Linked DNA regions of Homo sapiens: region 2 is linked to region 1. A link is a loop called in an ENCODE intact Hi-C map of the cell type or tissue named here. Cell type or tissue: right lobe of liver. All regions are shown on one strand. Links, peaks and the distances in the headings refer to the core of each region. The heading gives the core; the rest is flanking DNA.

What was found. Hi-C counts contacts between places; a loop is a spot of excess contacts. Peaks named below come from ENCODE experiments on the same cell type or tissue, not always from the same donor. Only the 100,000 strongest peaks of a DNase experiment are listed, where the experiment ranks them.
Region 2: it touches region 1 in a loop (5-fold over the local background); 95 of 110 quality-filtered maps call a loop at or near these places.

Annotation. Positions count from the first base shown.
Region 1 is chr3:43,543,085-43,546,005 of GRCh38, forward strand. The region is part of intron 11 of ANO10 (anoctamin 10); the gene reads right to left. Among named protein-coding and RNA genes, the nearest start is that of ANO10, 77 kb to the right of the region's middle. In right lobe of liver, for the core only: a CTCF peak has its summit at 1,296 (motif pointing right); no DNase peak of the experiment used is centred there.
Region 2 is chr3:44,197,426-44,200,346 of GRCh38, forward strand. No RefSeq gene overlaps it. Among named protein-coding and RNA genes, the nearest start is that of TOPAZ1, 43 kb to the right of the region's middle. RefSeq lists an enhancer at 1,486-1,535. In right lobe of liver, for the core only: a CTCF peak has its summit at 1,423 (motif pointing left); a DNase peak (open chromatin) is centred at 1,416.

The DNA of each region.
Region 1 (2,921 bases), core at 294-2,793:
CACATTTGTATAGTTTCAAATATCTATAAATCTCTCTCTCTTCTCTCCCTCTGTTTCTCTCTCTCCTTCCCTCCCTCTCTCTTAGTTGAGAGAGAGGAAGAACACATGTGTGACAAAATGTTCAAAATCAGTGAATCCTGATAAAGAATATATAGGAATTATCTGTATAATGCTTGCAACTTTCAAATCTGAAACTAGGAAAATAAAGCCTGTGAGTCAGGGCACAAAAGAACCTGGAAAGGCTCAGTTCATTCTCAGAGGATACTTCTGGTATTACAGATAAGACTCAATTCTGCTTCTTTTCTTTTCTTTTTTATTTTTTTGAGACGGAGTCTCGCTCTGTCACCCAGGCTGGAGTGCAGTGGCCGGATCTCAGCTCACTGCAAGCTCTGCCTCCCGAATTCACGACATTCTCCTGCTTCAGCCTCCCAGTAGCTGGGACTACAGGCGCCCGCCACAGCGCCCGCTAATTTTTTTGTATTTTTAGTAGAGACGGGGTTTCACCGTGTTAGCCAGGATGGTCTTGATCTCCTGACCTGTGATCTGCCCGCTTCGGCCTCCCAAAGTGCTAGGATTACAGGCGTGAGCTACTGCGCCCGGCCTCAATTCTGCTTCTAAGCAGCTGCTGGCAGATGGAGAGGGGGTGCCACATGAAAACTTATTTTTTAAAAGAAACTGTAATTAAATGATATTTTTTAAACCACGAATTAAACATGCATGGTACAGGCAGGCTTGGTGGTCACCAGGCCCTAAACATTAGAAATGCAGTGTAATTTCTGGGATGAGTAGTTAACTCGTCTTCACCTTAGAAAAAGAACCAAATTTAGTAGGTAAATTGTCAGTAATTCAACATGTCTGATAGGTACATCTTGCCAAGTTTAGAATTAAAACTGTCAATTAATTTAGAATTAAAACTGTCATTACTAAAATGAAGTATTATCTAAGATTTAATATTTGGAAGATATCAGGCCATTTCTATTTTTTAGAAATTGGAGACATACATAATTCTGCAGGTAAAGTAGTAATCTTTTGCTAAAAATTACATCAAAAAAGCAAACTAAGTTTGCCTCAAAAAGAAGGATGATAATTACTTAAGGGAAATTATTTGAATATTGATTTAATCTTGAGAGCTGAACTTTATGACACCGCCAGTATTTATTTTTAACCCACAAAAAATGGCATTTTCACATGTTTTCATCTATTACATTGGTAGGCTATTCTCTGGTTCAGTCTACAAAAATTTCTTTATTTTGCAAATGAAAGTAGTGTTCAAGTGTCATCAATTTTTAAAGGCAACACTAGATGGCAGTAAATACACAAAAGTTGTGACAAATGACACAGTTCTCATAATACAGCAGTGATCATTTTTGCCTTTACTCAGTTTCATCTGTACTAAATCAAGCTTTAAAAAAAAATGAAGAATCAGGGCTGGGTATGGTGGTTCACACCTGTAATCCCAGCACTTTGGGAGGCTGAGGCAGGCAGATCACTTGAGGTCAGGAGTTCGAGATCAGCCTGGCCAAAATGGTGAAACCCCGTCTCTACTAAAAATACAAATATTAGCCAAGCGTGGTGGTGTGCACCTGTAATCCCAGCTACTCAGGAGGCTGAGCCATGAGAATTGCTTGAACCCAGGAGGCAGAGGATGCAGTGAGCCAAGATTGTGCCACTGCACTCCAGCCTGGGTGACAGAGCAAGACTCTGTCTGAAATAAAAAAAAAAAAAAAAAAAAAGAATCAGAAACCTGCGTAAAAAATAAAGTGACCTGGCTTTGGAAATGTGATCCAGAAAAGCAATAGAAACTATCAATTCATCCAATTTTAAATTTTGAGAACATTAACACTCAACATCAACTTTATAAAATTGTTACATTTTCTAAGTCGTGTTTGTTCTGTTAACAAATTCTAATCATGTAAATGTATCTAGATATTTATTTGGTTAATTAATTTGGAAAAAAAGCATCTTAAATTGCTTTTTCCATCAAGACGTTAAAAATTTATGAGAATTTTTATATATTTATAGACTATGGCATTTTTTGAGTTAGTAAAATTTCTGCTCTTATAGGGGCCATGAATAAACATATGAAAGTATAGCATGCTGTTAATTTAATATGCTACTAGCAAAACTTTTTTAAATCAATAAGAACATTATGTAGACTCCAGTAAAAAATTCTATTTTAACGTTAATTTTAAGATTTAATTTCCTTATTTGAAAAGATTTTCAGATAAAAGAGAAAAATCTTATAAACAGAAACATGTTAATTGACCCAATGATGGTTTTTTTTTGTTTGTTTGTTTGTTTTTTTTTTAGACAGAGTCTCTCTCTGTCGCCCAGGCTGGAGCGCAGTGGCGCAATCTCGGCTTACCATAACCTCTGCCTCAAGCGATTCCCCTGCCTCAGTCTCCCGAGTAGCTGGGATTACAGGCACGCACCACCATGCCCGGCTAATTTTTGTATTTTTAGTACAGACGGGGTTTCATCATGTTGACCAGGCTGGTCTCGAACTCCTGACCTCAGGTGATCTGCCCACCTCGGCCTCCTAAAGTGCTGAGATTACAGGCATGAGCCACCGTGCCCGACCCCACTGATAGTTTTGATGAACATTCTGTAACATTCTTTTTTTCCAGCTTTATAGAGGTATAACTGACAAATAAAAATTGAAATATATTTAAGTTATACAACATATTTTGAAATATGTATATCCTATGAAATGATTAGCAAAATTAATCTAATTATCATATCTATCACCTCACATAGTTACCTTGTAAAATTCAGAATTAGAATTTTAACATGATTTTACAAACTGAATGGTAGCAAACCAAAAATTTGTATTTTCTATTCTATTTGTAAATGTTACACTTTTTGGATTCATTACAAGACCAGATGGCATTCAGCTGAGGTCTCAGCAACACTAGAATAGC
Region 2 (2,921 bases), core at 313-2,812, 650 kb after region 1:
ACTAGCATAGAGAGACAATGGCAAAGATTCTAGACATTGTTTAATGGGAAGTCCAACGGCAGTTTGCTTCACAGAAATAGCAAATAAAAGTGTATTTAAGGAAAGCACTTTGATACTTATTTTAGCACTAGCAAAATTGGATGGCATATATTTTCTGATAGATGCAAAAATATCATAAGTCATAATAGTGTTTATGTATTTCAAAGGAAAGATTGTTAGAAACAGCAATCTGATAATGCAGGTGCTCTTAATGGGAGCCTCAAAACAGAACATACAAATTAGTAAGAATCGAGACTATTTTCCATATAACTAAGAAATCTTTGCTATGGATCTGTTAAAGAAATTGCAAAGATCCCTGAACATACATCATATGCAAGGATTCATACCTGGCCCTTAATTCTCTTATGAAACAAACAGCTTAGGACTGTAGGACATTTTCATCAAGCACATTTGAGAAGGAAGAGGATCCCACTGCTTAATAATTCTAAGTTTTAGATTCCTATGTAAGAGAAGAGGCACAGTTCCAGTTTAGCCATTTAGTAAGTGAATTATATATGATTTTAGATGAAGGTCTTTAGACAAGAGACTCGTCTCAGTGTCTAACTGCTGGAAAGGGTGCAATAAAAATACATTTACAGCCCTACAGAATAGCAGCAGCCATTAAAGTTGTACTACTGATTAAAGAAAAACTCCTAATTGAATAAGATTACTTACTTTGGTCTCATTGTAGTACTAAAATATGGCTTCAAAAAGGCCAGCTCCTAGTGATACAAAATATATCTTTTGACTGCCTACATTTGGCAAAGAGTTATACATTTGAGAAGGTGTCTGAAAGTATTGATAACATCAGAGAATACCCAAGCAGGATTTCATTTACCAGGACAAAGTAGATGATGGGGGAAATGTAAAGGATCATAATGTTCTTGAGTCATTAATGACCTCAGCAGCAAAATGTTTCAACACGTGTTTGTGGACTTTGCACTACTGTATGTCTCAAGATTTCAAGGCATTAGAATCAGGACCATAAGGAGAACTCTGTAAAGACTTTAAGATGAAAGGCCTTATCACTGCAGAACTGTTACGACATGCTGAGAATGCAGTCATCATGCCAGTTGCAGACGCTCTGCAGATGGAAATGCAGAATTACTCCAGGGGACAGAGGCAGGTAGGATGCATTATTTAAGAGATGCACTATTTAGCCAAATATGAAACATTCGGTTTAAAGTGTTCTGGGGAAAGGTGGGGATGCGTGGGAGGGATAGATTAGGAGAGTTTCCTACCTCATTCCTACAACTCTTCTTTCAAACTCAGGCAAAAAAAAATTTTAACACCCCAGAACAAAACAGGTGCATTCCTTGGAGGTTAGCATCCTGGTAGGAAATAGCCTTTGACACACCGCCATCTAGTGACGGCAGAGGAGAACTCAAAGCTCTTTCCCCGCCCCCGCTTCAAACTCACTGGAGAGGAAGAAGGAGTCGCTTATGCAGCCTGGAACTTCTTTTGCATTCTACACCCTCTCTGAAGAGCAGAACGCCCACCGGACTTTAATAATGGCAGTGCATTCTGCTTTCATTTGATTGAATTCTGATACCTTTCATCATCGTGGATGAGGATAATACCATCTATCCCTAAGGTTATTGTGAAGATAAAAGTGACTCACACTGGCAGCACTAACCACCATGCCTGGTGTAGAGCAAGCACTCAGATCTACACCAACCAGTGTTAGAACCAATGACATTCCTACATTTAAAAACTCACTCGCCACTCCTTAGAGTTAAGCCAGTCCATCTAGGCCTGTCAGGCTGCCCGACCTCAGTGACCCACAAAGGTAGGTGGCCAAAGGCAGGGGCAGGGGCAGTGGCATTTCTACTGGACAAGGGCAAATAGTCTGTTAAGTAGAAGACTTCCATTCTTTCCTTTATTTTTAGGACCATTATTCTTTCCATGACCTCCCATCAGAATTGCTTTTTTAACAATTTTTTTGGTTTCACATAACACCTTTGGGAATCTGGTAAAACATATGAGCTCCCTAGAAAAGTGCGCATGAGCTGGGTGCAGTGGCTCATGCCAGTAATCCCAGCACTTTGGGAGGCCGAGGGGGGCAGATCGCTTGAGCCCAGTAGTTCAAGACCAGCCTAGGCAATGTGGTGAAACCCTGTCTCTACAAAAAAAATACAAAAATTAGACAGGCCTGGTGATGCGTGCCTGTAGTCTTGGGAAGATGGGTGGATCACATGAGCCCAAGAGGTTGAGGCTGCAGTGAGTCATAATCACACCACTGCACTCCAGCCTGGGCAATAGAGTGAGACCCCGTCTCAAACAAGTGTGCTCATGAAATCTTACATTTGATCTTGGGTGCTCATTAACCCCTAAAGATTATTCCTATGAACAAAAGATTAATACTGCCTCATATTGACACTGCAGGTCATCTGGAAACAGGGGCATAGGGATTTTCCCTCCAGCTCCTTTTTCAGCCCCTTCCTTCCAGCACTGGGGGAAGTGACATGTGAACACATGTCATATACATGTCAACATGCCTCCTCATATACATGTTTTCATCTTTGCCCTAGGGGAGATGGGCTTGCCACTACTTTCGTTCAAAGTAATTCAGCATGTCAAGAACAGACACAAAGAAAAGCATTTCATGCCACAAAGAGCAATTTCCAAAGATCAGAGAAGGGAAATCCAAATACAGGCCTCCCACCTCCCCCGCCACCAGCCCACCTGCTGCCCATACCCTCGTGCCTGCCGCACCCCTTCCCCCCTTACCCCCCACCCCCCCATCCCACACCCACCACCATATGAAAGTCCCGGATTCCTAGTAAGGAAAACCAGTGTCCTTGAATTTTAATAAAGTGAGTTCACATCTCACTTTATTAAAGTGACCAACTGGCCAGCTTGGTCAAAACCATTTGTTCATC